Linked DNA regions of Homo sapiens: region 1 is linked to region 2. A link is a contact called in ENCODE Hi-C or POLR2A ChIA-PET data. All regions are on one chromosome and are shown on one strand. Each heading gives the region's core, a stretch centred on a gene start or an enhancer-like site at or near the end of the contact. The rest is flanking DNA. Distances are from core to core; before and after follow the strand shown. Region 1 has its middle 47 kb from the start of NDUFV2. Region 2 has its middle 190 kb from the start of NDUFV2.

What was found. A loop is a pair of places that touch in the nucleus more often than their neighbours do. ChIA-PET counts read pairs that join two places held with the same protein, here RNA polymerase II (POLR2A). Pooled maps may share reads with other maps.
Region 1: a loop to region 2 is called in a pooled map, with 4 times the contacts of the local background. The contact joins two enhancer-like sites. A Hi-C loop is called at or near these places in 1 of 168 maps with a recorded cell type or tissue (OCI-LY7), 9 of 37 single-sample maps with no recorded cell type and 4 of 50 pooled maps. POLR2A ChIA-PET finds 5 or more read pairs at or near these places in 1 of 52 experiments (OCI-LY7).

What each region holds. Positions count from the first base shown.
Region 1 is chr18:9,053,590-9,058,182 of GRCh38, reverse strand. No RefSeq gene overlaps it. Among named protein-coding and RNA genes, the nearest start is that of NDUFV2, 47 kb to the left of the region's middle. RefSeq lists a silencer at 2,604-2,713. Within about 2 kb of position 2,707, at least 3 of the 41 ENCODE cell types and tissues checked have a DNase peak (open chromatin) inside an H3K27ac peak, as active enhancers do.
Region 2 is chr18:8,910,499-8,914,623 of GRCh38, reverse strand. No RefSeq gene overlaps it. Among named protein-coding and RNA genes, the nearest start is that of NDUFV2, 190 kb to the left of the region's middle. Within about 2 kb of position 2,208, at least 6 of the 41 ENCODE cell types and tissues checked have a DNase peak (open chromatin) inside an H3K27ac peak, as active enhancers do.

The sequences.
Region 1 (4,593 bases), core at 1,458-3,957, 140 kb before region 2:
ACCTGGTCCCAAAGCAGTACCTCCCGGGACTGGGAGCTGGATCTAGTTTTTATAAGCAAAGGGTAATGAGGCATGATCTCACTGGATCCTGCCATGGGGTGACGCCACAGCTAGATCTGATTGGATCCTGGATCCTGCCATGGGGTAACGCCACAGCTAGATTTGATTGGATCCTGGATCCTGCCATGGGGTGACGCCACAGCTAGATCTGATTGGATCCTGGATCCTGCCATGTGGTGTCCACTTCTTAATCCAGTCCCCTGCCCTCAGCCTGAGCACTTAGGTTCCCCCTGTGATTCTTGGTTCATCTGGGCATGCCCAGGTCACGTGACCCAAGGGTCCAGGGCAACTGAAAAACAACCCACAACTTTGTTACATAAAAGATGAATCAGATGGGTCTGGTGCTATAATGTGACTATGGAACCTGAAATATGGCTACTTTGAATTGGAATGTGTTGTAAATGTAAAATACATTTTGGATTTCTAAGACTTAGTACAAAAAATATATATAAACCATCTCATTAATTTTTACATTGATTACATGTTGAAATCAGAATATTTTGGATATATTTGGCTAAATAAAATATATAATTAAAATGAGCTTCACCCATGTCTTTTTGCTTTTAAAACTGTGGCTACTATAATTTTTTATTTTTTTGGGGGGACAGTCTCACTCTGTTGCCCAGGAGTGCAGTGGCACAATCTCAGTTCATTGCAACCTCCACCTCCTGGATTTGAGCGATTCTCCTGCCTTGGCTTCCTGAGTAGCTGGGACTACAGATGCTCACCCTCACGGCTGGCTAAGTTTTGTATTTTTAGTGGAGACAGGGTTTCGCCATGTTGGCCAGGCTGGTCTTGAACTCCTGACCTCGAGTGATCCCCCTGCCCTGGCCTCCCAAAGTGCTGGGGTTACAGGCATGAGCCACTGCGCCTGGCCTGGAAAATTTTAAGTTAAATGTATTTCTGTGGGAAAGCACTGCTCTAGAAATTCAGAACAATAGAATAATTGCATGTCAGGGAGAAGGAAAACAAGAAAAAAATAAGTATGCTGACTTTTCTTCCTCTTCTGGGTCCTGAGGGAATTAGAGAAGAAAAATATATCTTATATCTTAGAATTTTCGAGCTAGCAAAGCCATTAGAAATGACTGAGTCTGATACTTCTCAAAGCAGAGAACCTATCAGCTTCTGAAAATAATTCATAGATGGGGAGGAGTCCTCAGAACTCAGCTTGAGAAGCTATGGTGGCATCCAGCGAACTTACTTTGTAGATGAGGAAACCAAGACTCAGGGAGTCTAAGTGGCATAAGGGCAGCCTGCTAGTCAGTGGAGACCTACGACTAGAAACCAGGTCCTCCCTTCGCCCGCTCTCCTCTCTGGTACCCTATGAAAATGTTTACTTATTTATCTTCTTAATAAGAATAACAAATAACAAAAATTTCGTGCTTTTATTTTTAAAAACATATCAGTACTGCGCATATAGAAAAGTGATATTATCCAAATAAATGTCAAGTTCAGTTCACTTCCTTTCACTCAACTGCCATGACACTTCCATATTTCCCTTTTATTCCAAATATCTTAAGATCCCCTTCGGGGCTTTATATTCTATTTTCTGCCACCCTGATGAGCCTTAAAAAAACCTCATTTGGATAGCTGCTTCTCTGGATCTAGACAGGATTTGAGGGGATTATATTTCCTTTCCAGATTCTTCTCCTTTTCAAATTAATGTTTCCTCTTTAAAATATATACCCTCAACCTATTCAAAGTCTTTTCTTCAGGATGGCTGTTAATAAAACGTGTCTTGTAACAACAGTGTCTATGGCCTCCCTGCAGCCAACTCAGCTCACTGAGAGGCGGCCCTCTATAGTACACTCTGATAAACTTCTTTAGTTTCCTTCTATTGTAGTACCATATTTCCTTAAAAAAAAATCAGCCGGGCGCAGAGGCTCACGCCTGTAATCCCAGCACTTTGAGAGGCCGAGGCGGGCAGATGACCTGAGGTCAGGAGTTCGAGACCAGCCTGGCCAACATGGCAAAACCCTATCTCTACCAAAAATACGAAAATTAGCCGGGCGTGGTGGCGGGTGACTGTACACCCAGCTACTCAGGAGGCTGAGGCAGGAGAATTGCTTGATCCCAGGAAGGGGAGGTTGCAGTGAGCTGAGATTGTGCCACCGCACTCCAGTCTAGGTGACACAGCAAGACTCTGTTCTCACAAGAAAAAAAAAAAAAAAAAGAAAAGAAAAAGAAAGAACATTCCAGGAATGCTCCAATTGTGTTTTTGCTGTACTTTTTGTCTTGCTTGGTGTAGATGAAGCCCTGTAGTGGATACCTGGCAGGCTTTGCCATAGTGTTTCCTTGGTCTAAGGAAGTTCAGCCTTGCACTCAAGTTCTTCACCCCTGGGGCAATTGTGAAATTGACTTTAGTAATTAAAAGTTCTCTTTTATCTTTGTTTACTCTGAATGCTTTAGAATCATTAAATACAAATATTAGAACTGTCAGTGCTCTTTAAGATAATCTACTTAGCCCACCAGTACTTTCTCTTTCTGTCTACAATTGAAAGAAAAATGAGATTTTGGAGTCTCTGTGATTACTTTGCAGAAGAAAGCTATTATGAAGAAATAGTCTAAGGAACTAACTCATGCCAGGTAAGTCAGTGTTTCTGTTCATTTGGTGATGACTAATATTGGCATTCATCTGGCTGTTGTTAAGTGTAACGATTTAAAATTATTATATTGTGTAACCAAAAGATGGCAGTACTCCCTCTTCCTGTTTGGTTTTAGGACAAAATGGAAAGGTCATTTTGTTCTTACTACATTTTTCCCTTTACTCACCACAAAATGAAAATAATGAGTAAAAGTCACATAAGCAAATAAATAAAATATATTCCCAACCTCTTTAGTACAACCCTAATTACTTGATATAGCCATATCTATGCAAAAGAATGCAAGTCATTTTCTTTTCTTTTCTTCACTTGGTTTACTTTTCTAACAGTAGATGTTTGCTTCTATTTGGAACATTTAAAACGATGGCACCAGAAACCTCCATGATCCTTCTCAAAGGAGAGAGAACATGTCAGTTTCACTGAATGGTAGTTCATGTCCATACATGCCAAGAGAATATTGGACAAAAGCAAAATGCAGCAATAGTGATAGTTTATTTTCTGGTCATTACATTTCCCAAAATTATTACTCCACTCACCCTACCCCATCTTTTCTGAGGCATCTATATTGATTTATCCTTCAAATTCCAGCAATATTTTTATTTTATTTATTTATTTTCTTGTGAGATAGGCCACTAGACAAGTAATATTCTATCTAGAATATTACAGTTACACCTAGACCAAAGCTCTGTTTAAATAGAAAACCATACAATTTGGCATTGCAAATAAATAATTTGGCACCTGATGGCACTGAACTCCCTCAAAAATAATTATTCTAATTCATTCTCTTTCAGGTGGCTACATACAAAGCAAAGTTGTGGACATCTGTGTTGACACATTGTATGTTGTAGTCAGATGGGCTTGAATTCCTGCCTAGACCTTGCTAGGCACTGTGATTTGGAGCGAGATGTGCAACTTTGGGCAAGTTTCTGCCTAAGAAAAACGAGGATAAAATATCTAATTCTCAGGCTTGTTTTGAGAATAAGGTGAAAAGATATCTATACTGTGCCTAGCAAACAGTAGGCACTCAGTCAACCTAAGCCTACTTCTTTCCTATTAAGAAGACAAACATGTACATCCACTATTACTGTCAGCTGCTCAATAGAAGAAAATAAATAGGCTATATGTCTATAAATATTCTGTTCCTTTAGGAACAAATATTTAATTGGTTTACATGTTCCACATGGACTATTGTTGAAATCATTCATTCAGCAACTTCTATAGCAGTAACTAACATTTACTGTGTGCCAGGGCCTTTCTAAATGTCTTTACACATATTAACTCCTTTTCCTCGCAGCATCACCAAGAAAAGATGCTATCATCCCTATTTTACAGCAGGAGACTTGGAGTCACAGAGCCGTTAAGTCACTTGTCTGAGGTCACACAGCTAGATGAAAATCCTAGGATTCAAATCCAAGCAGACTGCCTCTGGAGTCTGGGTTCATAACCATTATGCCATTGCACATCTCTGAAACCACCTTTGCAAAAGTTATAATAGTGAGAATACTATGGCAGTGAAAGAGATCTGACTTAACCAACTCCATCTTGCCTGTAACCTCCATTCCTGGGTGTGGGCCAAGCTAACTTTGGGAGAAATCTATCCTTAAAGCAAGGATGATAATATCCCTCCCCAAATTAAACTGCCTTAGTAAAACTAATGAAAGGCCACAAGGTTAGGGTTATGAGAAGAATCTGAGTTCTGCAAAGATGTAGGTATAGTTAAAGAATAACCAGTCATTGTTCTGGTGGTCACAAGATTTGTAACTTCTCCAATTACTCCTATAAATAACCTCTACTATTGTAGAACCTAATATTGGCCTTTGGAGATATCTTTTCAGACTTTAGCTTTTCTGATGACCAAGATGACTCCATTTGGACTTATGACTCAATGGGTCCTGTGGCCCCCACCCAGAAGCAGACTCAGGGCATGAGG
Region 2 (4,125 bases), core at 959-3,458:
ACACACACACCACAAAACAAAGAACGGGTGAAAAGGGCACACACACTTTTACAGTTTACACCAAACCAGAATCAAAACCAAAATCGGAGTATCAAGAAATCCAAGCCAGGTCAAAACCAAAACCAAAGTATCAAGTAATCCAAGTCAAGTCAAAAACAAAAACCAAAGTGCTGGTACAGGCACGCCGTAGGTGATCAGGTCACCTTTCCACCCAAATGGAGTGGGCAAGTTCCAAAGACTAGTCTTACCAAGTTTTAGATGTCTGGACTCCAAGTGCCAGTTCCTTCCCGGTGTTCAGCCACTGCGTTGATCCTCCATGGGGGCCTGCCACGTGCTCCTCTGGCAAGGTGTTCCACTGGGGCAATTGCCTACCCAGGAGCGCTCTCAGGATCCATGTTGCTCAAGCTGGCCAGAGTCCCCCTCAGGGATGCTCCACAGGGCAGGCCTAAGCTGCCTAAGGGGCTGCCTTGACCATCTGTTAATCACCTCGCTTCCTGGTCAGGGAACCAAGAAATGTAGCAGGAGAAGCCACAGACAAAATCCCTCAGACACCGAGTTAAAGAAGGAAGGGCTTTATTCAGCTGGGAGCTTCGGCAAGACTCACGTTTCCAACAACCGAGCTCCCTGAGTGAGAAATTCCTGTCCCTTTTAAGGGCTCACAACTCTAAGGGGGTCCGTGTGGGAGGGTCATGATTGATTGAGCAAGCATGGGGTACGTGACTGGGGGCTGCATGCACCAATAATTAGAACAGAACAGAACAGGATAGGGATTTTCACAGTGCTTTTCTATACAATGTCTGTAATCTATAGATAACATAACCGATTAGGTCAGGGGTCTATCTTTAACTACCAGGCCCAGGGTGTGGCGCCGGGCTATCTGCTTGTGGATTTCATTTCTGCCTTTTAGTCTTTACTTCTTCTTTCTTTGGAGGCAGAAATTGGGGATAAGACAATATGAGGGGTGGTCTCCTCCCTTATTCTGAGTAGCTGGGATTACAGGCATGCACCACCATGCCCAGCTAATTTTTGCATTTCTAGTAGAGACAGGGTTTCACTTAAAATTTTTAGTGTATAAATAGGAAGGCTGAGTGTGGTGGCTGATGCCTATAATCCTAGCATTTGGGGAGACCAAGGCTGGAGGATCTCTTGAAACCAAGAGTTCGAGACTACCCTAGGCAAAATAGCTGGAACTCATCTCAATAAAAAAATTTAGCTGGATGTAGTGGCTCACACCTGTAGTCCCAGCTACTAGGGAGGCTAAGGAAGGAAGATCACTTGAGCCCAGGAGTTCAAGGCTGCAATGAGCTACGATTGTGGCACTGCATTCTAGTCTGGGAAACAGAACGAGACCTTAACTCTTAAAAAATAAAAAAAAAGAATGGGGAAAGTTGAACTTCTAAAAATAACCCCATATGGATATACTTGTCAGATCTGCTAAGTATTTCTACTCATAAGGGCGTAACTATCCTTTTTCTCACTCATACATATATTTAAACACTAAATTAGTCAATGCTACTAGGCCTGCCTTTTATTTCCCAGAATAGTGTTTGTTTGGAGAAAATCTAGAGGTATCTGACTTTTACAATAAAATGCAAAAACAAAGCATTCTTAAGCCACTCAGTGTTTTAAAAAAGAATGAAACAACCAAACACAACTGTGGTCTTTGGCTAACTTTCTAGAGAGAAGAAAACAAGCCATCTGCCGGTAACAGGCGGCTCTGGGGATGGCTGATCACAGGGCCGAATGAAATATTCGTAGTAATTAGTGGCAGCACCAAAATAGAAACTTCAGCAGTGCTTTTCCTGTTGTTATGGTGACAGCCCCCCAACAGCCCACCTCCCCGCAAAGACCCTGGCTTGGTGCATTCTGTGGCCTTCCATCTGGTGCCCTCCCATTGAATGCAGAGAAACTAAACTGACTGCTCATTTGTCCCCTCGAGGTTGTGTGTGTGTGCCGGGCTGCCAGGAGGAGGAGGGCGTGGACTGGAAGATTCCACAGGGCTGGGCCAAGGCTGTCCCCTGTGCTCAGCCAGAGCGACAGGAGAGCAGCTGATAGCCCAGGCTGCCAGACAGGTGCTGTCAAGGGGCCGAAAACTCACTGATGTCAGGAGACGGCACCCGGGTAATGATGAATGAGGCCTGGCCTGTGACAAACAGGCTCTTAACCTGCCGGTGTGGCAGGAGGAAGTGCTCCCTAGGGCTTCAAGTTACCTGAACAGCCCACACATTTGTCCCCTCTTGTTGAGCAATTTCCGTAGGTCCTTCAGAAGTTGTTAGGTGTCAACATTCTTGTTGCTCTGCTAAAAATCTAAGAATTTGGCCAAAAAGTCTGGTTTGCTCCTGCTCAAAGATTGAAGAAATAGAAATTGGGCTGCTTATTTTCCTTAGTCTTATTCATTTTGGAGCTCAATGTTTAAAACATTGATTTGAGCATCAATATTACATGCTGTTGTCAATGCCGTCTCTCTGGAGTCCCCAGGGACTGCAAATTGAGGAAACTGTTTAGGACGTAGCTTCTCTGTCAAGGCACCAGGAAGTATGGAGGTGGCACAAAAAAGTGCTTTGGAAAAAACGTGAGCTGCACTTAGGAAAAGGGTTTGATTTGCCATGGCATAAGTCTAAGTTTTTGGATATTTTATTCCCTTAATAAATCTTTCTTATATTTTGCTACCCTGTGGTCTGGAGTATTTGTGTAATGGATAGAGTTGATATAATTTGTCTGCTGCCCAGTGAGGCGATCTCATGACATTTCTGGGTAAAGGCTGCTGACAGGAAACACACATTTTCTTCTTTTTTTTTTTTTCTAGAGACAAGGTCTCATCCTGTCACCTAGCCTGGAGTGCAGTCATACAATCACAGCCTACTGCAGCCTCAAACTGAAGGGCCTAAGTGATCCTCCTACCTCCGCCTCCTAAGTAGCTGGGATTTCAGGTGTACACCATCACACCTGGCTAATGCTTTATTTTAATTAATTTTTGTAGAGCTGGGGTCTGGCTATGTTGCCCAGGCTGGTCTCAAACTCCTGGCCTCAAACAATCCTCCCACCTTGGCCTCCAAAACTGCTGGGATTACAAGCATGAGCCATTGTGCCTGGCCTTAGGAATATAGGCTTTCAAGTCACACCAGTCCCTATTTATATAAACCACAGCCTCAGGGTTTGCAAAGTAGGTGGCTGTCAGTTTTTCTTTCCCAGAGCCTACCTGGGGGTTGATAATCTGCACATAGGCTGGACACAGTCCTGTGAAACAGAATCATTTTGGGTAGCAATTTACTGGATTATAGACTGTTAGAGCTGGATGCTCTCAGGGGTTATCAAGTCACATTTGTCAGAAAAGCAAATGGGTCAGTGAACTGCTGCTTACAGGCAGAGCAGGGCTTGGGGTCCTAGCACCTCCCTCCATCCCAAAGCCCTCTATAGTCTAATTTAATTAGAGATGTTTGCACATGTGTAGTGTATGTGTGGAGGGGTGGAGGGTAGGTGTGTCGGGTGGACTAAAAAGAAAATAGATGTGGCAAATTCTGGTCTAGTAGGAAAGATGAGACACAGGAATATGTCCCAGCTGGAGAGTATTCTAAGGCTGATGAGAAGCACATGTGGTGTCATGTGGCCCTCTCCTTGGTGGGTCCCCTGTATCATGCTGAAGAAAAATAGTAACAGCCATAGGTTCTTAGTTGGAACAGACTTCAATTACAAAAGACAGAGTAACAAGAAAAAAAACCCAAAAGTTTATTCACATGTTTGTTTCAGATACACTTGGAGTCACTCAGAAATTGAGTAGTTCTCAAAGAAGTGGCTTTGATTTCAGCTTATATAGCATCCTCAACAAAGAACACTAAATTCGTTTAAAAGTGAAAGCAAGTTTGTTAGAGAAGTAAAGAAACAGAAGAATGCCTCCTCAATAGAACAGCAGTATGAACTGCCTGACTGAATATACTTATGGTTTTTGTTTTTATTATATGCTAAATAAGGGGTGGGCAATTCATGGGTTTTCCAGGAAAGGAGTAGGGAATTCCCAGAGCTGAGCGTTCCTCCCCCTTTTAGACTATATAGGGCAACTTCTGAACATTGCCATGGCATCTGTAAACTATCATGGTGCTTTTAGCATGCTAATGTGTTATAGGTAGT